Regions from separate parts of the Mus musculus genome. Here regions 1, 2, 3, 4 and 6 are each linked to region 5. Evidence: chromatin loops called from intact Hi-C (ENCODE). Cell type or tissue: heart. All regions are shown on one strand.

The links. Peaks named below come from ENCODE experiments on the same cell type or tissue, not always from the same donor. Only the 100,000 strongest peaks of a DNase experiment are listed, where the experiment ranks them.
Region 1: it touches region 5 in a loop (2.5-fold over the local background); 2 of 42 quality-filtered maps call a loop at or near these places.
Region 2: it touches region 5 in a loop (8-fold over the local background); 16 of 42 quality-filtered maps call a loop at or near these places.
Region 3: a loop joins it to region 5, with 2.8 times the contacts of the local background. A loop is called at or near these places in 3 of 42 quality-filtered maps.
Region 4: it touches region 5 in a loop (9-fold over the local background); 16 of 42 quality-filtered maps call a loop at or near these places.
Region 6: a loop joins it to region 5, with 10 times the contacts of the local background. A loop is called at or near these places in 14 of 42 quality-filtered maps.

What each region holds. Positions count from the first base shown.
Region 1 is chr1:73,658,692-73,662,691 of GRCm38, reverse strand. The region is part of intron 7 of 6030407O03Rik (RIKEN cDNA 6030407O03 gene); the gene reads left to right. Among named protein-coding and RNA genes, the nearest start is that of C530043A13Rik, 130 kb to the right of the region's middle. In heart, a CTCF peak has its summit at 2,244 (motif pointing left); no DNase peak of the experiment used is centred here; H3K27ac peaks cover 282 bases.
Region 2 is chr1:73,272,613-73,276,612 of GRCm38, reverse strand. All of the region lies in intron 3 of Gm29185 (a long non-coding RNA gene), which reads right to left. Among named protein-coding and RNA genes, the nearest start is that of Gm31344, 89 kb to the left of the region's middle. In heart, a CTCF peak has its summit at 1,912 (motif pointing right); no DNase peak of the experiment used is centred here; H3K27ac peaks cover 389 bases.
Region 3 is chr1:72,304,896-72,308,895 of GRCm38, reverse strand. It overlaps Xrcc5 (X-ray repair complementing defective repair in Chinese hamster cells 5), which reads right to left and starts at 1,475. Exons shown (of 21, transcript NM_009533.2): 1 at 1,329-1,475. The coding sequence starts at 1,349. In heart, a CTCF peak has its summit at 1,852 (motif pointing left); a DNase peak (open chromatin) is centred at 1,405; H3K4me3 peaks cover 1,529 bases; H3K27ac peaks cover 1,754 bases.
Region 4 is chr1:72,714,664-72,718,663 of GRCm38, reverse strand. No RefSeq gene overlaps it. Among named protein-coding and RNA genes, the nearest start is that of Rpl37a, 5.4 kb to the right of the region's middle. In heart, a CTCF peak has its summit at 1,500 (motif pointing left); no DNase peak of the experiment used is centred here.
Region 5 is chr1:73,824,097-73,828,096 of GRCm38, reverse strand. The region is part of intron 6 of 6030407O03Rik (RIKEN cDNA 6030407O03 gene); the gene reads left to right. It overlaps Gm29183 (a long non-coding RNA gene), which reads left to right and starts at 1,016. Exons shown (of 6, transcript XR_001778996.1): 1 at 1,016-2,210. In heart, a CTCF peak has its summit at 1,586 (motif pointing right); DNase peaks (open chromatin) are centred at 1,596 and 3,526; H3K4me3 peaks cover 297 bases; H3K27ac peaks cover 2,239 bases; H3K27me3 peaks cover 29 bases.
Region 6 is chr1:73,616,288-73,620,287 of GRCm38, reverse strand. It overlaps 6030407O03Rik (RIKEN cDNA 6030407O03 gene), which reads left to right. Exons shown (of 9, transcript NR_045311.1): 8 at 1-92; 9 at 1,622-1,907. Among named protein-coding and RNA genes, the nearest start is that of C530043A13Rik, 88 kb to the right of the region's middle. In heart, a CTCF peak has its summit at 1,544 (motif pointing right); no DNase peak of the experiment used is centred here; H3K27ac peaks cover 162 bases.

The DNA.
Region 1 (4,000 bases), 170 kb after region 5:
TAAATAATAGTTTACTAATTCCTTGGGATTTTCATACATATATGTAATGTGTTTTGATCATATTTACCTACAATTCCTCTCCTTAATTCTTCCTCAATTCACTCCCTTACAACTTCACATTCTATCTCTTTTTTCTTATAACCCAGCCAAGTCCATAACTACTCTAGTTATTAATATCTGTTAGATATGTAGCAGCAATGGTTTCTCCTTTTCTGTAAGTTGTCTGTTCTTATTCTGCTGATTTTCTTCTTCTTTTAACTGTAATATAACCTCATGTACCAGTTCTTATCATTTCCTGGCCTATTGGTTATTAAGACAAGCATTCCAGTTTTCTTATGAGCAATGTTACCATGACACAGTTCTTCCTATTTTAATTTTAAATCTCTTCATGTCTTTACATTTACTTTTTCTTGTTTATAATATAGTTGGGTATCACTTTATTAGTCCATCTGAAAGTATATGGAATGTGGTGATTATGACCATACTGTTATATTACTATTTTTCCTGTGTTTGTATCTTCTTCTTTTTCCTTTTTGACTGCTTTTTAAAAAGGGGGGTTAATAAAACAATATCCATGACTTACTTTGCTCTGTTTGTTAGAACTCTCTGTCCCTTTATTTCAGTGCTCTCTGCATGGTATATGGAACACATCTTTAACTTATCATAGTCAGCCTTTGAGTATAAGTCATGGTCACTTATAGTGAATGCTGTCACCTCCTAGGGGACGTTTGGTTTCCACAACTTGAGTAGTGTTACTGGTTTAAGTTGGAGCTACAATCCAGGGATGACTCTAAACACTCTGCAAACTAGAACAGCCAACCGAGAGCAAGCATCCACTCATAATATCAGTCATATACATTTGCGGAAATCCTAACTCACTCCAATGCCTTTATGACTGTAGTTGTTCTTTTTACATGAATGGATTTTGTATTATCACAACACACTTTACCTTCCTTCATGTTTCCATAAGCTCCATGCCCTTTTCTCAAAGCTATAAAGCTCATGCTACTTAAAAGGGTTTTTGTCAAAAAAAAATCAAATGTCTTTTTTAATTTTAAAGATTTAACTTTTACTTTACGTGTGTAGTTTTTGTCCACATCTATGTATATGTACACGTGCATTCAGTGCCTGTGTGCAGTGTTCAAGGAGGCTCGAAGAGGATGTTAGATCCTCTGGAAGTTACAGAGAGTTCTGAACCACCATGTAGGTTCTGGCAATCTAACTCTGTTCTTCTGCAAGAGTAACCAGTTCTGTTAATCACTGAGCCATCTCTGTAGCTGCAGGCAATCATCTTCTATGTAGAAGTAAACAGCAGGAAAACATCTTATATATTTACCCACGTCGTTCTATTTTCACTGCTTTTAATCTTTTGTGTAGATTCTGAGTTTCATGTAAGGATCTAGCTTTATGTGACTAAAGCCATCTTAACCATAACTGTCATTTCCCCTACCAAGGGGTACAGCTTCCAAATGCAATAGGATAAAACATCATTAGAATAGTACACTGCACTTTGTGTGTGTGTGTGTGAATGTCACTGATATCTGAATTGCTGGGCTGTTTCCTAAAAGATGTTTGATGTATTAATTTTTTAAAGGCCAAGTACCTTTCATTTGGCTGTAGTCCATCCTTCTGGAGCTCAGATTGTAAAGCCCTTCCTTCTATCTTGGGATGCAGAGGTCCACTTTCTAGCTTGAGTCTAAGACATATCACTGGCTTGTGTATATTTGTAATAAGTTGTATTAAATACAGTCCTGAATTTATTTTTCTCTTTCTTTGTTCTCTTCTACCTTTGCCAGTGGTTTGTATACACTGAGTATGTCCCTGTAACACTCCATCTGACATGCCTTCTCTTTTGCTTGAAGGACTTCCTTTTAATGTTTTGTATAGTATAGGTTTGCTTGTGATCAAACCTTCTGGTTTGTGTATGCTTGAAAAAAAAATTGACCTTTAAAACACCTTTACTTTTGACAGATATTTTCAGTAGGTATAGAATTTTGGGTCTTAGTATTCTGCTCAATGCAGGTAGCGTCCAACTGTTTTTCAATTTACAATATTGCAGAGATGATATGTAGAAACCGTATTTCAAACCTGATTTTGATATGTTTTTAAAGGTCAGTGCTAAGTGGTATGATGCCCTCTTGTAAGGTTGGGCAGTGGCCGTGAGTCATGACTACTAGTCAACTGTAGGATCCCAAGATAGTCACTGGTACCTGCTCGCTCTTTCCTCTGCTAGCAAATATAGCCCTCTGCAGGCATCACAGCCTAGTTCTGCTATATACTGAAGACCTGCTGAGATATCCAGCCTCAGGGATTGAACAACTGCTATGTTCTTGGACCTTCCATTTGTAGGCAGCCATTGTTGAATTAGCTGGATGATACCCTGTAAGCCATTTTAATAAATCTCATATGTCTATGTTACATGTAGTACATAAACATGATACATATGTACATTATATATATGTATATATATATATGCGTGTACATGTATGTGCATGTGGGTGTACAGGTGCAGGTGCAGGTGCAGGTGCAGGTATATGTATATGTATATGTATATGTATATGTATATGTATATGTATATGTATATGTATATGTGTAATGTACCTTTGACTGATATACAGCCTCCACTTTGAACTCTGAAGTTTCAGGTATGGCTGTTATGAGCAGGTGCCATCATCAGTACTCAGAATCTTCGACACTGCTCCTTTCACTCATGCCAGGTAATTCTTTCAGTAGCGTTGGCCACTTTCCTCACACAGACACTAGTGGTCACTCTGCAGGGTACATGACTAAATTCTGTTATTTAATTTTTCTGTTCTGGTTTCTTACTCTAATACTCCACCCTATGAACTCCAGCCACTCTAATCTCACTAGACTTCCAGCTCCAAAACTCTGCTGCCTCTGCTTGAGTTCCTCTATCCTGTGCCATAACGTACAAGCCCTAAGCCAGTAAGCAGGAGCAACCACAAGGCCCACTGAACTCCCTTCTATTATTCAGGAATCACTACCCCTCCCCCCCTTTTTTGGCCTGGTGTCCAATGGTCTCAAAAAGTATTTCTTCATACATCTGGTTTGGTTTTTTTTTTTTTTTTTTTTTTTTTGTTATTTCAGATCAAGTAGCAAGCTCATTACTTATTTCTACTGTCTTAATCAGATTTATATTACTCTAATGAATGCTTGAACTAACCAGTTTACCAGACAGGAAGAGTTACTTAGGTCCATAGTTTCGATCCATGGTTGCTGGAACTTACTAACTTGTATGTAGCATAAAGCAGAACACTGTGGCTTGGGCTGTGGTGGAGCAAACTGCTTGCCTCTTAGCAGCTAAGAATCAAAGAGGGAGGAAGAGGGTTAAGCTCTCATTACCAAAGGAATGAGCACTTGGACCTATCTCTTACAGATTTAGCCACGTCCTGATAGTGCCATGAGGGAACTAGAACGTTGGGGGATGCTTATCTGTACCACAGAAATTTGATCCTGGGAATTTATGGAAGCAGAAACCTGACCTTTTAGCATCTTGACCATGGGAGGTCTCCACAACTGCATGTGCCTGTGGAAATCCACAGGATGTTACTTCTACAGCTATCTTTTTTTTTATTATGCAAAATATATATCTTAACTTGAAGAAATGTTTGTACTATAGAGGAAGTTTAGCAGGCTTGAGTTATTAGTCCTAAGTTGTACAAATAAGCTTTTTGCGTTTTAGCAAATTGTTTGATCATCTTTGGACCCTAGTCCACCAACTCTTAAATAAAGTTTCCAGTGTTTTGTTTATTTGTAGGAGTGTGAAGGGAAATATTTTAAGGAATGTATGTTGACAGCTTGGCTAAGTTGTTATATTCTCATACGTTACCTATCTGCCTTTGTGCTCATGCATTTTGATGTTTTGTCTGTGTTCTCCTGTAGATCGATGTCATATTTGATCTTTACATCTTTATCTTCATCTCCCCCACCTCTCCCTCTGTGCATGTGAGCAGATATTGAAATGTATTTGAATAAGAGT
Region 2 (4,000 bases), 550 kb after region 5:
AATGTGTGACAGAGCCGTATGGAGAAAAACACTCTCTGCTTCCCATATGGCACAGCTGACAGGGCTGGAGTTCCTGTGGCTGTGAAATGGTTCCCTGACCAGGTGGGTGGCTGATTTCACAGGTTGGTGACCATCCTGTGTGACTTTCCCAGGGAGAGCCAATGCAGTTAGAATTCTTCTGTTATAGCTAAGGGCTGTCATCGGAGCTCCAGGTCATGGGCTATTGATTCTTCTGCCAAGACGCAGGTAGGCAAGTCACTGAGAGGAAAGTGAGCAAAAATCCAAACCAGCATTTCCTTAAGTCCAAGCGTTAGCCTTGTAAGGATGAATCAACTTTTACCAAAGGAGACTGTCTTCTCCAGCCCACCTCAGTCTGAAGGGACGAAGCGTGGTGTAGCTTTTTATGAGGAGGCAGAGCATCCTATGGAAAACAGTAAGTCCAAACAGCAATCAAGGCTAAGAGGTCTCAAGACTTAGATTAGTTTGGGTCCGCATGAGTTGTGCTGGGATAGCTGTTTCCTTCCAAGGTTTATGTTAGAGTTCCCAAAGGAAAGAGATCATAGCACTGAAAAAGTGTGAGGAAAACCCAAGTCATTCCGTAACTTTGACATCATTCCACTTCTTGAAAAGAGTAGTATCAAACTGGAAAGTCATATGTGTCATCTCCACTGCCTTGTTACCAGCTAAAGTTGAAACCAATGTCACTGTCCCTATAACTAGGGAGTAAGAAGCCATCACTCTTACTTTTAATGAATGCTCGTCTCAATTTTTTTTTTAATTCATTTCTCAGTGCTGTGAGTAGTGGGTTTTAGTAAAGGTGATTATATGGTCACTGTATGTCACAGGATCAGAATTAAGCAAATGCACACAGCTCTCCATTCTGTGAGCTGACTCTAGATGCAGCTAGGCATGGAGGTATAAGAGGTTTGCTGTAATGAAAAGCAGTTAACAGACAATAATACAAGGGAAGATGGATTATGCCAATGGTCCTATTACAATCTAGAAAGGCAGAAGCTGAAAAGTTATCAAAATGGGTTTGCATGAGCCATGCAACTTCACACATATGTGTACACATAGACACACACGCACACACACACACACACACACACACACACACACACACATTATGATTTCCTGGAGGTGGCTATGATAGTTATGAATGTAAAATGCACCAGAAAGGTTCTGAATTGAATACCCGAGATGACTTAACACTAGAGCTATTTGATCAGCACCAGAAAGATGTTCTCAGATAAACTTGTGAACCCCCTAAAAGTTTAGTAATTTTATCAAAAATAACATATTCCAATGTACTGGACTATTTACACACCCCAACCAGTCCATTTTTTCTTGACTAACAAGGGACCAGAAGCCCCACTGTCATACAATGCTGATCACCAATACACTATTCTTTATGGTAGACCAACATCTCCAGCATCCATCTGTGGTTCACTGGAGCCATTTAGGATTTGCTCCCATGAGAATTATTTTCAGCTTTTGAGATCACTTGTCCTATTACTCTAATTTTCTTGCTTTCAGATTAAATATGTGAAATTACTTGGAACAGAGTCAGACTGGGAGCCGGTGAATGCGTAAGTTCAGACAACAGTGAATAGACAAAATGGGGGTTATTGTCAAGTTGGGGGAGAGGTTTTGAACATTGATTTGGCTTATACTGTGTATGGAGAGTCCAAAGGTCCTATTAAACTCCTACACTCAACTGATCTGCACACTCCAAAGGTCCCTTAGTGGCTCAGAGTACAATGAATTTACCACCACTGGGTAAGCTCTATAAGAGCATTGTCCTGTTCTTAATGGAAGAAGGCAAGCATTATTTTTGTGCTTTGTAGCAGCATTTTGAAATCTGTGATCCTACTAGTAACGCCAAAGCTCAGAACGCTCAGTTTGAAATCCACAAGAGGGCACTAGACCACCATATGGGTCTCACTCTCCAGAGCACCTGAAGCACAAAGCAAGGCTTGGTGTTGGCATTGCCCTGAATTTGATAGCAGTAGACAGCCACATAAGTAGTAGGTCTTCAAGTCTGAGTCAGAGACACTCTGTAATCATGGATGATGTTCAAAGCTGACCATGAAACACACACTCAGTTGGCATGTGTAGGTTATGCTAATGTAGGTTGTGCATAAATTAGTATGCATAATGTAGTATGCATAACTTTCACATACTACTTGAAAAATAATGAAATGGAGTAAGGTCCATCCCCATAGTTCTAAGAAAAAGTAGGGTAGTATTTAAGCTGCAAGTTTAAAAAGGTGCTGTGGACAACAGGGTAGTAGAGATCAACAGGGGGTTAGACAGATGGGAGCCTTTCACATCTGCCTTTGGGAAGCCTCATAGTCAGGGAGACTCTTTTGGCCACAAGAGTCTCTCAAATCTGACATTTACACTGGGCATCACCCAAGCTATTCCTTTTCTCTGCCCTTGAAGTGCTGTAACCTCACAAGCTTTCTAGAAAACTGGTCTCAAGCTAATGAACGTACACTTACAAACCTCTTATAACACAGACATAGGCTGTATAATTAGCTTTCCACTTGAAAACAAGGGCAAGAAATTCAGTCAATAGATTAGTTTGAGTAAAATCAACAAACAGATTATTGGGGTCAGTGAAGAAGTATCTTTCCAAATTCAAAAGAGCCAATCATGTTAGCTCAGCCAAATGTGAATCAGGGAAAAAAAAATCAGTCAAGAATGTGGCTCTGGAGAATGGAAATCACATCTAGGAATGAAGACTTGGGTTTTCTTTCATTTCATTTTTTAACAGTTACATTTAATATCATAAAGGGGAAAAAAAGGACTCATGATACCGTAATCATGGAGAAGATACTCTTTTCTCTAAAGATGGTGCATAGGTGATAGAGACCGAGAGATAGACTTAAGCTGGGGCTCAGAAAAACATTATTTAATAGCAGCAGAGTCTCTTGCAGCATCAAAAACAGTGCAAAGGTGTCCTTTTGTTAGCATTTTTCTGATTATCTCTTTGGAGACAATGAATGTATGAGTAATTTCATATAGTCAATTGAAATAATTAAGAGACACACTCTCCATCCCGAGGTTTTATAAGTTATCATCACTCTGAGGTCTTAGACCAATGGCCTCCAGGTTGTTTGGAGTTTGGTTGGTTGATTTGCTTTGTTTTGTTTTCATTTTTTTTTTAAAAAGAAATGCATATGTTTTATATGTGTGAATACAGTGTGTTATTTTTCTGAGTTTACATTGAATGAAGGAGCCCTGTGTCTCTGGCAGACATGTCCTGTTTTTTTTAAATGAGAACCTCTTCTGTCTTCTTATCTTTCTAAATGCAGACCCCAGTTTCTTCAAGCTGTAACTCCAGTCCTTTGTCCCACTCTCAACTCTTGCTCTCTGGTTCCACCCACACAGTTCTCTCAGGAGCTGATCTCCTTCTGGCATTGTCCCTGGGGTAATGAATGCTCTTTTAGTGTTAGGTTTGCTGAGTCTCGTAATAATATCGTGGACTGTTAACTTGGCTTCAGCCAACAGTCTTCAGGATCCTTTTCAGAATTCTTGTTTCTCCTGAGTTCCAGTTATCAGTTTTTTTTTTTTATGTTGTCTTACTTCTTAACACTTTTATTAGCTTACTAGTATGCTCCAACTTGTGACTCTCTCTCAGCTCTGTTTTCAGAGATGTGCCTGGGGTTACAGGGATGCTGTCCTTCTCTGAAAGTCACCTCATCTTCTGGGAACCCTGCTCTCCCCCAAACACTTCAATGGAGGGGACCCAGGACCCTCTCCCCTATGGCTGGACTCTGAACTTGCCTGCCTGACTTGACTTTCCTCTATTGCCAAACACACACACACTTTGTTTTTGTTTTTGTTTTTTTAAATTAGGAAATGCAAACAGTAGTTGTGGTCCCTGTCAGCAGCTCATCCAGGGTATTCCAGGGGAAACACAGTTAACAGCTAATGTCTGTGCCAGGGGCTGGCAGCTTATGGGGAACTGCTGAGACACAGCGGGTGCCACGTC
Region 3 (4,000 bases), 1.5 Mb after region 5:
GATGAACATTAATAAACTACAGAATACCTTTGAGAGGAATTCAAATTACATCCCACAGTGATTCCTTCAGCATAAAAATCTTTTTTTTTTTTAAATGTAGGCATCACAAAATATGCTGGCTGTGTTCCTTTAATAGGCGGCCACAAATCTACTTTTAAAGTAGCAAACACTAAAAGACTGGGAGTCTTTTGTCAAGAATTAGAGATTCAGAGTAAGGCATCAAAGAGTTTGACAGTGTAAATTCTGGTCTGGAAGAATGGTTTATGATAATTTAAAGTCTTTGGAAGCAGTAAGAAAACCAGGGAAGACAAACTGGGAGGGTACTGCAGCTCTTCATTACCACACTGAAGCAATACAACCTGCTAGAATTTTATCAAGTACATCTGCCACAGTAAGTCCTTCACGGGAGCTACAAAGTTCTCAGCAACTGAAGGCAGAGGAACAAAGGAAGCGAGCAACATCATTATGGGTTCATAATTTCATCAAATTCCCAAATGGGGGTGGAGGAAAACAGAGCTCCGTTATTGAACCCCTATCTTGTTTGTATTAAACGAATGAATGGATCCTTGCCATTGCATCTCTCTCTAGTGATCAAAAACAACCTCTCTAAAGTTTACAGTAATTTCCATTATTAATCTAGGATTCTAAGATCATAGATTCTTAGAAATTGAGCATTCTGTTTTGCTTTTCTTTCAGAGCTCCGAATGAATTCCCATTCACATGTTACCACTCATGGAAAGGGTGACCACGTTCTAATCACTTCAGTTCTTCATGTCTTGCTTGGTTCTCCTACTGACAAGCTAAGGGTAATAATGGTCGTCTCACGGTTTGGTGTGAAGATTTAATTAAATAGGAATAAAGGGCTTAGTTGTGCCTCACACAGTAAGCTTTCAATAAATTCGAGATTTTTAAATTATTATGAAGGTCATAATATTACGTAATATTACACCTTGAGTTATTTCATTCACAGAATCACAAAACCCCTCTGAAGTTTTACGAGCCTGGCATGTAGGGGATCTATCCTCGATAACTTACAAAGATTTTTAGAACCCAGGTTCGGAAGCAATAAAGGACGTCTGTGTTAGCAGGTGGCGTGGATAGAAAGTAAACTGAAGCAACGAGGGAGGAGGGAAGGGTGAGAGGCTGGAGAAGCAGGAGGGAGGATTTCGGAAGCGTGAAGGTGCACAAGACTCAAATGCAGAACTCCGAACCCCAAGTCTTTCGTTTTGAGCATCCATCCTTCAGTGCTGACTCAGCTGCGATTCCCACAGCTTCCACCCTCTAGAGATCCCCGGCTTAGGAAAGGCAAAAGGCCCTGCTCTCGGTACCTTATTACCGGACCACGCCATGCTGGTCCTCAGGTGATTTGATTACTTTTTCCGGGCGGAAACCTAGAGTGTCGCAACTCAGTTCCGGGCAACCCACAGATCCAGACGTCCCGCGTGCAAGGCGGGGAAGCCATGGGCTCTGAGCATGCGCAGAATTCTCTCCCTGCCTCCTTAGGCAAGGCTTTGTTCTCTGAGCCGCTAAAAGCCAGTCAGTACTGGGCTGGAGAAATGGCTCTGCCGTCTAAGACATTTGTCATCAAGCCTGACGAGCCCATTCAAGCTCCAGGCACCCATATTGTGGAGAAAAAGAACCAATTCCACAAGTTGCCCTCTGATCTCCACGTGTCCCACACATCACAATAAGTAAATAAATAAATTTAAAATAACAAGTTTAATAGTAAAAAAGTAAATAGGGGGTTAAAGGGAAAGGGTCCCAGGTTAGGAATGTGTACTGTTTTCGCAAGGGTATTTCAAAGCCCAGCACCTACATCAGCCTTCCGCGGATCTGACGCCCTCTTCTGGCCTCCACTCAATGCACATACCCACATGCAGCCGCGTGCATACATGATTTTTAAAACTAAAAAAAAAATAATAATTGCTATTACTCAATTGATAATAATCCCTTTCGCTAGCAATTTGTATTGGCACTCTGGAGTTAAAAGTCCCCTGTGTAAGATGAATCCACGAAGTCACTTAACTCCTCTAAAGGCCTTCTAAATATGATACTAAAAAAAAAAAAACCATGAACACGATGACCTTAGATCAACGTCCAAAGAGAAGAGTGAGAGTTCACCGAGTTAAAAGAAAAAGATGGCTCACAACCATCTGTAATGGGATCTGATGCCCTCTTCTGGTGTGTCTGAAGACAGCTACAGTGTACTCACATATATTAAATAAATAAATAAATCTTTAAAAAGGAAGAAAAAGTAGGAAAGGCATTCAACTCTACAGACAAAGTGGTTAAAACACCTTAGCCTCTGGGAAGAATTTCCTACTACCCTGGCGTGTCTGTGGCTGGGAAAGATGCCCTTTTCTAGAGATGGAGGCTGTCAATTCCCGTGAGTGTTCACCACTCATTTGCAAGGAAATTGCCCTGCAGTTCTTCCCTTCTGATAACCCTTGCACAGAAACTGCCTGTTTTCTATACAAAAATGACTCACAAGCTGCAGGTGGTTGGACAAAAGGTCCAGAGACCTGGAAAATGTCTGCAAACCTCTGTTCAATGTGGGAAACGTTCAATCAGATTCTCTTTTGTTGAAAATGGTCCCAAGAAAACAGGCACTAAAATTGATATGATTTGGAGAATTTTTGAAGAAGCCTTCAGGGAATGAAGGTTTAAAAATCGAAGCTGATAGGGTTCGAGAGATGGCTCAACAGTTAAATACATTCGCTGCTCTTGAACAGGACTGGGGTTCAGTTCACATATTACAGCTCACGGCCATCAGTAACTCCTGTTCCAGAGGATCCCATACCCTCTTCTGGGTTCTGAGGACACCAGGCACCCATGTGATACACAAACCTACATACGGGCAAAACACTCATACACAGAAAATAAACAAATAAAAATTTTAAAATAAACACAGTGGTGTCTAGACAGACACTTCGCACCCAGAGGACTCTTCCATGCTTTTATTCAGACTAGAGAATTTTTTGAAACTGAAACGTTATTTCTAGTTATAGTTTTACTATGGTTCATCTTTAGAGTTACTAGGGCTTTACCACAGAGAATGTTTGCAAGCTGTGTCATAGTTCCATCTCGGATAGAGTCTCTCTTTTCTCTTCCTCTCTCCCTCTTCTCTTTTTCCCCCTCTCTCCCCTCCTCCTTCTCTCTCCCTCCCTCCATCCCTTCTGTTTCTTTTACTCCCTCGTTTCTACAGACACACACACACACACACACACACACACACACTTCCAATACAAGTCTGTTTCCTAGGAAAAATAAAAAGAGGTTCTAGTAGCTGTCCTTGTTTGCATCTACACAATCTTTATGGAAGTCTCAAGAACCACCCACTTCTAAGCAGTTAGAAGACCATGGTCCTGAAAATGCATGGAGTTTAAGCATTGCTTGCTCTAAAAAAAAGCTTCCTTTAATCCAGGGGGAAAGAACAAACATGATTAATGCAGCAGAGTTCCTGGCTACTATCCGAAGGAACTCTAGAGAACCAAAGTATGGCAAACACGGCTCTGGCAGGCCTTGCCCTTCTCTCTCATCTCCTCTACCTTACTAAAAGTCATTAGATTGTATTCCTAAAGCTAGCCCTCAGAGTCTAGTCCTTATTTGCCCACTTCCTCCTCCTGAGGCACACCTAGCAAAGTGTTTAAGTCCAGCAATCAAAAGCCCCCTTTGGCTCACCTAATCAACATGACCAATTAAAAATCACCTTGTTCTAAGCCAGGCATGGTGACGCACACCTTTAATCCCAGAACTTGGAGGCAGAGGCAGGCAGATCTCTGAGTTAGAGGCCAGCCTGGTCTACAGAGTGAGTTCCAGGACAGCCAGGGCTACACAGAGAAACCCTGTCTCGTAAGACCAGAAAAAAAAGAAAGAGAAAAATCACCTTGTTCTAACATGGGGTCTCCCTTTTTACCTTTATAAGCTGTCATTTTCCTATGTGCCATGGCTGTCTATCCAGAGTCAGTCCTTTATCCCCATAAATACCCCTCCTCCCTCT
Region 4 (4,000 bases), 1.1 Mb after region 5:
TAGGTTCTTGAGTTTGGAGCAATTAAAAGAGGAAGAAGTGCTGGGGAAAAGAAACCTGATGACAGGCCGAGTGTGGTGGTGTAAGCCTTTAATCCCAGCACTCGGGAGGCAGAGGCATGCGGATTTCTGAGTTCGAGGCCAGCCTGGTCTACAGAGTGAGTTCCAGGACAGCCAGAGCTACACAGAGAAACCCTGTCTCGAAAAAACAAAACAAAACAAAAAAAAAAAAAAAAAAAAAAAAGAAAAAAGAAAAAGAAACCTGATGACACAAAGGTCTTACTAGCTACAGTACAACGAAGCATGGAGCATGTGGGTCCAGGACTGGCTAGACATGCAGGACTCAAGGCATGTGTGCCTCTAGCTACCCCAGGCTGGGAAGTGCTGGGTCTTAAATAGATGTGTCTACCTCAGACCCTTGGAACACAGCCTGGATCATGCTAAGGGAATGAGTTAGGTATTTCTAGGCCCTGCCCCCCAAAGCTAATTGGGACACAGGGAATAAAACATGGCAGTATACAAGCAGAACAGGACTGTTGAGTTGAAAGCATAGTTGCTTGGTGGAGAAGGTGAGGTATAAATTACTTAAAGAGCAAGGTGTGGCAGAGTTTGCCTGTAACTCAGCATTCAAGAGGGCTGAGAGGCAGGAAGATCAAAAGTCCCAGGTCAGTCTGGGCTACAGGACGAGACCCTGTGTAACCACCACCACCATGATCGTAACAAGTATACAAACATACCCAGTTAAATGAGCACAGAACAAGCCTCCAAAACTTAGAACATCAAAAAAAGATACATGTAATTCCAATAAATCAGTAAGCACTGGTCTTATTGAGTGGACAGTTTCACGTGTGCACGTGGGTGTAAACTCAGAGCACAAACAGTCCGACTCCACGGGCATCCCTCAAGCTACACTTCCAGAGCCTACCACTAACTCCATCCAGAAACAGGGGTCTCCTGACATCACTGTAACCTCTTGGCACCCTTTTTGGACCAGAATTTGCTTATCGCTCCCACTCTGCCTCTGTCAATACTATAGCTACAAAACCCAGAGTATGACAAAGTTAGTTAAAACATCCCTCCTGTACTGACGTTTTCTCCTGATGAGTCTAACAACATGGACAGAGACGTGGACACCCTGATCAGAGAAACACCTTCTTAGTCCACAGTGTTTATGTATTGTATGGTGCATTTTCACTGCAAAAAGTTTTTTACAATTTTTAATTCTTAAAGTTCTTCCCCCCTAACTAGCAGCTCTAGGAAATACACTCAAGACTATCCTAATTGTGTACTCGTGGGGCATCTGTCTCAGATGGCCTAAGACTAACTCTTTTAGGTTTAATTCTTTACCTAGTCAGCTAGGTTACATTCTGACATGGTGGAATTAATAAAGAACTTAGCACTTACTAACCTGTAACTACATATGCTAATATGCATTTGTGAGGGTTCTCTGACCTCTCAGAATTCTAGACTGCTCCGTCCTTTCCTGCTTACTCAGTAGCGCCCCCTGGTGTTCCATACGCTTGCAGTCAACACATGACATTTTTATGCTTTGCTCAAGGGAGTAACATCTGTCGATAAGTATTTTTGTGATTAGAGATAGACTCTCAAAGAATTTGTGTAAAATGTCTAGGTTCCAAGGTCAAAGTGCACTATATAACGGTATTGGCAACCATATCATATGCTAAGAGGGTAATCTCTAAAGCCAGCTTACAAAATAAATTACAGACACATTGATACACAAGCAGTAATTATTGTCTTTCCCTTTTAAATTTTTAGGCATACCTCAACATCTAATACCAACATACAAAACCAAATAAAGTGGAAAGTCACAAAGAGGGAGGTAGCTCCAGCCTAGCATGGAAAAATGTTTCCAAGTGTTGAAACATTCTCACATTTTTCTTTTGCTTGGCATAGTCACGTTTAGAATTCAGCTTCCAAGCTGGGCATGGTGGCACAGACTTTTGATACCAGCACTTAGGAGACAGAGGCAAGCAGATCAGCCTGAGCAAAGAAACCCCATCTCCCGGCTTTGCTGGCTGGCCTTGTTCTTTGGCACCAGCCAGTCCCCCTGGATGGAGCACTGCTCTGGGTTCTTGGTGTCTTTAATTTGTTCCCAGGAGCACTTAGAGAGAGACATTGATGCTGGTTTCCTCAGTGTTTCTGCATCCTGGAAACATGGAAACTAATGCAGGTGCTTTCTCCTGCTGAGCTCTCTTGTTAATGGTGTGTTGTTTGAAAGTGGGACCAGACTAACTTCTTTTCTCCTTCTGTGTTCAATGTGTCCTTGTGGTCCATCATCTACATCTAATCCTTTATTCAATTTATACTTTACATAACTCTGCTCACTTAACTTTAGCTTTTAAACATTTACTGTTAAACACTAATATTCACACAGGTATGCAAGTCCCCACCTTTACTGTATCCTACTTGGCCCAGTAGCTCCTCTTCCCGCTGGGGCCATGCTGGGTTTGAACCCAAGGCCTTGCTCATGCCAAGCACCACTGAGCTGCATGTCAGCCCCCTTCCCCATCTTGTGACTGAGAGCTTCTAATTCTACTTCCACTGTTCTAGCGATGATTACTAGAGATTATGATGTTTGACTTGTAATTAGACCCCTTCCTGAATACAAGAGCCTTAGAACATTTTAACATTTACCCTTTCCAAACCTACATGCTGTCATTTCAATGCATCCTGCTGCCCTTCGAAAGTTATTGCTATTGAGAAAGGATCTAGGTATCCCTGGGTAGTCCTGAACTCTACATGACAAGGTTGGCCTTGAACAAGAGATCCACCTGTATCTGCCTCCCAAGAGCTGAGATTAAAGATGAGTGCCACTATGTCCTGCCTATTTTAAGACTTATTTACTGGGGCTGGGCAGTGGTGGCACACACCTTTAATCCCAGCACTTGGGAGGCAGAAGCAGGCAGATTTCTACATTCAAGGCCAGCCTGGTCTACAGCTTTGTGAGTTCCAAGACAGCCAGGGCTAATAACAGAGAAACCCTGTCTCAAAAGAAAAACAAAAAACCTTATTTATTGGGAAATTCTTTATGTGCCATGGTGTACAAAGGCAGGCATATGACATCTTAGTGGGGTCTGTTCTTTTAATCTACCATGTGGGTTCCAGAGATCAAACTCCAGTCTATCCAGGTTCACACAGTAAGCAATCTACCTGGCCCTATTCTCATTTAAAACTCACTGGTATCTTTTGGCTGCCTTCCTTCCTAATTGAATCCTCCATGAACTGTTTCCTATGAGCTATGTAAATGTGCTAGTCTGTTATTAGAAACTATTTTGGTGTGTGTATGTTTTTCCCCTGAGACAGGGTTTCTCTGTATAGCATTGGCTGTCCTGGAACTCACTCTGGTTGGCCTTGAACTCAGAAATCTGCCTGCCTCCACCTCCCAAGGGCTGGGATTAATGGTGTGCGCCACCACTGCCTGGCTCTATTTCTTATTCTAACAATGATTGCTAAGCACAGAATTTGAGACACTTGAGGCATTCTATCTCAACATTGCCAATCATAAAGTTAAAACTCTGAAAGTTGCTCTGCATCCTGTGGCATCAAATATCTAAGCAAAATTTTATACATACTCATGTTTATATGCACACAGAAATCAGCATAACTTCTAGGAGTGGTCAATCCTCTAACTTCCAAGTAGGAGAGCTCTCAGGCTTCCACTTAGAACTGTCTCATCTGGTCCAAGATTTAATTCTTTATGTGAAAATAATTACGATTTGCTTGTTTTTTATAAATGATAAAATTACAGTTATCAGTAAATGTTTGATTTTTATGCCTCTTTCCTACTCACATATTTACAGCCACATAAAAATTTCCCTGGCACCCCCCAACCTAAATCAAGAAGCAATCACGATCTGAAAGTAGGCTCTTCTAAATCCCTGCCTTTGCCCAGCACCAGAGACTCGGAGAACCTTGTAACAGAGGTCAAGCTCAGCCCAGGAAGGAGCACGTGGAAGCCAACCTAATGCAACTCAAAAGGCAG
Region 5 (4,000 bases):
GATATCCAAAGAGCTTTCTAAGGAGCTGAGCTGTTTTGCACAGGTGCAGATGGACTTGCCAGCCCCCGCCTGCTCTAGACAAGGAGCGTGTGTGGCTTCTCCAGTGAATGAACGCCCCCCACCCCTGGCCTCCCAAGGCCTCCCTGCTCCCCAGTGTTGATTTAACTAGAGATTTATTCTCAACAATCCACAGTTGAAAATCTTCATAATCATGGACTCGAGAGAACGGGAGGAGTGTCCCCAATTCTTCACTGTACCAACGTTGTCATTGTGCCTCTGTCATCCTCAACAAGACACCCTCAGCTTCTCTTTCAACCACCATCACCCCCACCAGGCAGGGCCTTGCCTCCTACCCAGCACAGCTGCTTGTCTGAGTTCTGTTTGGTTAGCTGTAGGGAACAGAAGAGCGAGGACGTGTGTCCCTAAAGGCAACGTTTGCAGGACTTTGCTTTATCTTATAGTCTTTAAAGAGGAATGCACTGGAGAAGAAAAAGGAAGTAGCGAGTGCACAGTTTTCAGAGCGATGCAGGCCCAGGCAGAAAGTAGAAAATGAGAGAGGCCAGTAGTCCAAGCCCAAGTGGGTTTTCTGGGATGGAGACATAGTAAACTTGAGCTCTGGAGCCGGAGTCAGGCAGGAAGTGGGCTTGGCCGGCCTGGGGTGCCTACGCTGCCTGGCAAACCATCCCTTTCCAGGCTCTGTCTTCCCAGCTCCCTTTGGAGTCCAGCCCCTCTTCACCCTGGGAACAATGCTGCGGTGTGTTGAGACTTTTGTGATGGCTGAGAGAAGAAGAGAGAGAAAGCTGGTCAGGGTGATGGTGTGTGAATCGCTCTTGTCACATGCTCCTGCCAGCTGCAGCAGCTCCTGAGTCTGCACAGGGGGTCATGAAACTATGGACCGACCTGAGCCCATGCATGGAAGCTGGTCAGCCATCTGCAGGAGGCGCTGCTCTGAACTACACAGCATGGAAAGGGCAGGCCATTGGGGCGTGGCGGGGGGGGGGGGGAGAGGGTCTGTTGCCAGGGGGCGGGGTGAACACACTCAAGGTTCAGGGAACAGATACTGGCCTTTGCTGTCTCTTTCCTAGGTTGCTGTGGAGCCGATGCTCAATGCTTCTGGAAGCTCAAGGGCCTTGGGCTCATCCCTGAGATGAGGAGCGTACTCAGGCAGGATGTGTTTCCGTCAGCCTGGGGCTGTCCTTGAGGACTGAAAAATGTCCCCAAGTTATGATGTGCCATCTTATTCTAGTGCAGAGAAGGCGAAGTGAGTCATGCAGGACCCTGAGTGCTCTGGGTTCTAAGCACTGGCTTTGGAATGGGAAACTAGAGACGCAAAGGCTGGCACGATGCAGAGCGACAGACATGGAGTCCCGACTCCATGGGGTGGGGGTGGTGTTTGGTGCCAGGTCTGTGTTGCTTGAAGACAGAATTAGTTTCTGAGGGTGGAAGTAGCCCTCCGTAACTCCCCATATTTCTGTTTCACCTTAGAAAAGGTTTGGCCACGTGGAGGTAGGAGAAATGGAAGAAACCCTGTGGTTCACACAAGGGTCTTAGTGTGACCCATCCAGCCTCTATGCCTTCTCTCATCCGACCACCAGAGGGCAGTGTGGTACTGTCGGTGGAACTGCTGCCTCCGTACCGTTTCTTTCCTCTCCAGTGCTTGGCTCTTAATCTTTTAAAACCAAAGCTGCTTAGGCACAGCCTTGCCTGTCTGAATGGCATGGATTAGACTGGCACTCTGGGCCCCTGTGCTGACAGAATGCTCCCTGCCCTCCGGCGTACTCAGAGAGCTTCTCAACTCTCACCTCTGTTCCATGGGCCCAGCAGCCGAAGGGATAAGGTCTACAGGAGGGTGAGCTAGTGTAAATGGTTTTTAAGATCCATTCTTATCTGCTTCTTGAGCCAGCTTTGAGAGTGGACGGACTGCTCTAGCCGATTAAGGAACATGAGACATCCCCACCCTCCTCCCCCATCCGTGATTGACTTTCCCCTAGGGTTGATGGGGAGGACTCTGTTTTACTAGATTCCTACCTGCACAACCATGGCACGTCTCTTCTCTCCAGAAAGCACGTTTTCCATCAGTAAAGTGAAGGCGTTGGGGCCTTATGGTCTGAAAAGGCTTGGAATGGTAACCTTCCCTATGTTTATGTTTGGACTGTTTCCTTCCAATTACAGGTTAGCTGATTGAAGAACAAAGCTTTGAAGGATGAGAGGTACTCACTCTAGGATTCTAACTAGGAATATAGGCTACTGTCTGCGTTGCCATTGTTCGTCTCTCTATGAGGTACAACTTTACCCCCATCTAAGCTCAGGGCAGCGAGGTCAAACCACACCTCTCATGTGATGATCGGTTCAGATGATGGGGGAGCATCACCCGTGTGTGCTCCCCCTGTGTGCTCCATAGGGCTCCAAAACCTCCCTGTTATCTGCCAGATGCTGGGGGCACAGTTCGTCTCCCAGGGGGCCCTGTTCTTTTAGCTAGGTCTTTCCAGCACCCATTCATACATAGGCCCTAAGTTTGAAGGCAACACTGAACCCTGAGTCTGTCTTCCACAGAGATTCAGGAATGTCACTCACTCCTTTTCTAAGCAGAGGCCAAAGGAGAGGAATACTCAGGGAGAGAGTAAGCAAGGTAAAGAGAGCTTGAAGACCAGGATGGCCTAGAACATCTGTAGCTACCTTTTATTTTATTTTATTTTATTTTATTTTATTTTATTTTATTTTATTTTATTTTGAGGACTGTGTAGACTCTAGACAGGAGGCACCTCCAACCAGGTGAAACGATAAACATTCCCATCTTACAGGTGGAAAAACCAAGGGCTGGAAAAGCTGAGTCTAAGACTACACAGTTCAGTAGAACATGGGTTGTGTACACCCACCTCACTGTTCCGGCATGAATCTCTCTCTCTCTCTATGGAAAGGGAGGTCCTGCCTTCTTAAGATTAGGAATGTGTGAGAAGCCGAGGTGGAAATTTTGCTTTCGAGATTTTCCCAGAAAGCAGGGGCAGCATGTCCCTCTGCTACTCATCTGTCCATCCCAGCGTCCTCCAGGCAGGAAGCTGGCTGTGCCTGCAGGCCCATATCCTCACTTGTCTGCCAGATGCCCCACAGGACTGCTGGTGTCTCAGGAAGCTGAGGGAGCCGACACCTGGCAGAGGTCAGAGACTTATTCAAGACCCCACAGCTGTTTGGTGACTAGCCTGGGATAAGAGCCCAGGTCTCTTTCTGGTTACAGTGTCCTGTTCACCGGGACAAGGCCCTGGGAACAGACCAGCCTTGGCGGGAGCCTTCCCAGCTAGAGAGGTCTCAGCTTTCTGGAACTCCAGGGAGCTCCGTGCAAATCTGTGTGCAGGAACCCAGCCCCACCCTTTGCCAGGAACAGCTAAGGGTATCCACACCCAGGATTTCAGTCCCAAAGCAGGTTGAGATGAGAGAGCTTATAGGATTTATCTTGCACTTAAGGTCCAGTGTCAGGGACAGGGGCTTTCCCACTGAAACCACAGCATGGCCTGGGTCAAGGCTAAGCGAGCAGCTGGAGAGCAAAGCTTTGCACTGTGAAGCCCAGCTGCCCAGACAGCTATGCTGTATCCTGCTGTCCCTAGGGCCAGCTGGAGACAGGGGGAGTCCCTGGCAGGGAACCCTGGGGAGGGCTTAGTGGCATTTGCATGGGGCTTCATGCTTTGTGGTTTCTGAGAAACCATTTTACACAGTCTGATGGTGGAAGGGAAGCTCTGCTGGAGGCAGGGGTGAGACAGTACTCTTAGATGTTCTTTTTTCTTCGTAAATTATTCCTTTTTTCTCTTTTAGTTTACTTTTTTGTTTAAAAATGGTTACATGCCAGTCATGAAAAGTGTCACCAAGTTACACTGACAAGAAGGTACCTCCTGAGGCCAGGACTTCTTGCTCTCTCTGTACTTTCCTTGTTTCTGTTTTGCTTCTCCTTAAAAAATTATTAATAATAATTATTATTATTATTATTGTGTGTGTGACTGTATGGTGTGTG
Region 6 (4,000 bases), 210 kb after region 5:
TGCGCTCAACTTGGTGGATGCTGAAGTGCTGGGAGTCCTGAACAGGTGGCTGAAAGAGCAGCTTGGTCTCCCAACCTTGATGCCTCAAGAAGGTGTGAGTTCCTTTGACCACTAGAAACATGGATCTGTTTAACACTGGGCAAGTGCCCTTTCAATGCAAAGCAAATGCATTGCCAAAACTGGTGAAAGACCTTGTGGAATTAATCGTCTGTGGTATTGTGTTTTCAGCCACTCCTTTAGCCACATGAGAACGAAGGATTTAATGTAAATATACATTATTAAGCAAGGATGGTTATAGTGACCCTGAGTGCTTTCACATTTAGCTCTGAAGTTCTCCCGACTCTTTACTGTTTTATTTTAAATTATGGTCTCCTCTAGGAAGGAGATATTTCAGTAGAGTGGGAGTTGTTTTTAAGGTTGGACCCTGAGCTGGGAGGGGCATGGAAAAGAGGGGAGGAGGTCAAAGCCATGGATATCTCCTTGGACTTGGTGAGTATTGGGAGTCTGAAAGGGAACATGCTGACCTTATAAAAGAAATCCAGTGCAGAGGAGTGGCAACTCTTAACTGAACTCTCACTGGTTAAAGGCTGCAAACAGAACCAACAGAGACCCCAGTCTTCTTTAAAAGGCTTGGCATGAGAGTCGATATTTACATTTTCCTGAGACCATGTTAAGACAGGGCATGTTTTCTTTCAATATTTTCTTATCGAGTTATGAATGCAAGCTAATTTCCTTTGTATGCACGAGGTGGAAAGCAGAGGCAAAGATTGTTGAAAACAGAAGACTGGGTTCTGCTGCCTTACCTGAAAGATACAAGTGTTCTTTTACTAAGGGAGAAAATGGGTGTCTGGAGGAGTTAAATGATGGACTCAGGGAGACTTGAAATATTAAGGATAAAACTGGCTGGACACCAAAGGACACAGCTGTAGGCTTTATTAGTTACTAATTCTAAATGTTACTCTTTCTTGTGTTCAAAACAGTTTCAAGAATCCTTTGAATCAAAAATAGACTTCCAGATATTCATTTGCCCCCTTTCCTCTCCCCTCAAAATACATACACTCATATTACAATACAATTAACAGTAACTTCAGATAACATGCAAATAGAAACATGTACTTCAGGTCTCATGGCTTCAGAATGTGTAGGTAGAACTCTGGATAGAAAGCTAAAGAGAGGTATGGAGACATCACCGTACTGTGGCAAAACTTCAGATAAACTGAATCTTGGAAAATGAAGTTTCACACCAGAATGAAAAGTAATATGTTGGGACCTGGTCACCCAAGAGCTCTGGGTTTAGGGTATGGAACAAGAGAACCTGGCTGTGTGTGGAGCTGGACTGTCATATGAGAAAGGCACCAATTATGTGAGAGAGGAGGTCATGTGACAGAGGTGCAGTTGGGGGCTTCTTAGTGAAGAACAATAAAGAAGTGTCCTATCAAACAAAAGCGAATCTCAAAATTGGAAGACTGGCTGCCACCACCCCCTCCACCCTGCCCTAGGTGCCCTCAATAAAAGAAAAGCAACGTTTTCACCCCAGAAGAGGGCACTCTTGAACCAGGAAATGTTTCAGGCACCTAGCTGGACAGCTGTGCTGACATTCATTTGTGTTAAATTCTTACAGGTACACAGAAAATGGCCGTCAGCATCCTTACAGAGTCACTAAGAAGACAAAATTGGAGCATCAAAGCCATCCAGGAAGTGAAAATACTCCAACCTGGGTCACACACAGAAAGCAGGAGAAAACTTTAACATGTATCCTGGCTGAATCAGTGTCTAAAAGCAGCATTTGAAAATATGAAACAAAAACTTTAAATCATTAGTTGCAAAGCTCAGAACAAAAATATCCCACAACATCCTTATATACTCAAGAAAAATGTGCAATAAGAATTGAATAAACTCTGGAAAGCAATAGAAGGAAAAAATAAATAAGATAAATAAAAATAAATGCTATCTTAGTACCCAAAAGACCCCAAATATTATTGGATATGAGGAGCATGAGAGAGGTTAACAGAATGGAGATAAAGCAAAGGTGGGAACAAAAGTCATATGGAGACCACGTGCTAGACATCAGTCCCAGAAGTGTCTAAAGCAGAAAACACACAATGAGAAATAACACGTACCTAAAACTACAGGCTACAGTGAATTTCTATCAGGAAATGAGGATCTGAAGCCCCATCTTTAAGGATTCACAGTACACTTTAAAAAAAAAAAAGCCTGGCATGGTGATGCCCAAGACTGGACTAGGAAATACTAAAAGAGAAACGACAACAGAAACCCAGATCTCCATGGGGGGAAAAAAAAGGACCAAATGTGCTGCAGGGGAAAGAAAATGAAGCTTCTTCATAGTGCATCCCAAAACAAAAGGAAACGAGGATATAAGGAGCTTCCCACATACAGACCCTGGAGAAGGCTGTACTTATGGTCCCTCTGCAGGGCTCAAGACTCTAGGGTAGTCTTCTATTGGGAACAATTTGTTGAATCTAACTAGAGCCCTAACAAAAAACTGACCACTAAAAACTGACCACATGTCTTAGAGTGTTCAGGTTTAAACAAAGCAAAACACTGTCGTCTGAGTAGGTTAAAAGCATGTGAAATGACATTCTCACAGCCATGGAGATGGCTAAGTCCAGACGGAGGTGCTACTGAATCGAATGCATTGTGAGGGTTCCCCTCCTTGGCTGTATCTTTACATGGCGCCAAGCACTAGCTATCTTTCTGGCAGCCTCTTCTATATGGGTAGAGCCTTAGCAACCTAATAATCCTCTAAAGGCTTCCTCCCTGAGTGTTATCACCTTGAGGTTAAGATGCCAACTGAATTTTTCTGGGGCATAAGAATTTGGTAAGTACTGGGAAATATTGTTAGTGAGAAAAAATTGTTTCTAATGCTCCAACCTGAAAATTACCAAATGCAGCATTTCTTTGTCTAACAACCATTGCAAGGAAGCATGAGCAGAAATTGCAGGATTTCTTACGGCAATGACAGAATGAAAAGGTTCCCACCAGAATTTCTGGTGTATAATTACAGCAGTGATCTGAGGAGAAACCAAACCCAATAAGAAATAGCTCAACAACCTTAGCTCACAATTCAAAGATCTAGGATTATAAAGGGAACCAGAAGAAGAGAACACAGGAAAAGAACTAACAAAGGTAAGAGGAGAAAATTCTGTGCTAAGAAACAGCAAAAAAGAACAGAACTAAGAAAGAATCAAAACTCTCGAGCCCTGGATAGGAAGAATGAAGTGTAATTGAGCAATACAGAGAGCAAAGCAAACTATGCAAAACTTCTTAAAGTAAAAGACCAGAGGAGCATAACCTTGCAGGAAGGAACATGAACCACGAGCGGGCGCTTTACAAATGCAAGCAAACATTATGGAATTCATTACAGCCCATGAGAATGGACTTTTCGAAAATGGACACCATTTGAGTTAGAGTTTAGGCTGGCTGCTCTGCAAAGTGGAAGGAAGACAGAGAAAATTCCCAACCTATGAACCCACCTAGAAACACCGGACTGAGATCATTCAGAGAGATGACTGCATAAGCTGCCTCCTTGGTGTACCAGAGTATAGACATAGAGACCATGAGAACTCTTTATAAATGTAATACCGGAGCCCTAGAAGATTGATAGCAGTAACAGTGACTCTTGGCGTTATCATAAGAAACTACAAGCCAGTGCCCTTTGTAAACATATATGATATACAACAATGTTTGCTTGCATTGTAAAGTGCCTACTCATGATACACCCAGATACGTAGAAATTTAGCAACTTGCCAAGAGATGGTGTCTCCATATGCAGATGAAATGAGAGTATAGCTGAAAACTCAAGCGAGTTGGTCATGAAGTGAATCGGAATTAGGTAAGGGATTCAGTAAATCCATGGGATCTACATTAACTTGATAAAAGCCAATCACCTTCCTGTATACAAGATCATTAGCAAGTCCAATCTATAATCCAGAAAGAAAAACTCCCTTATAATCTCAGGCAAAAAGAAGAAGATTAAAGA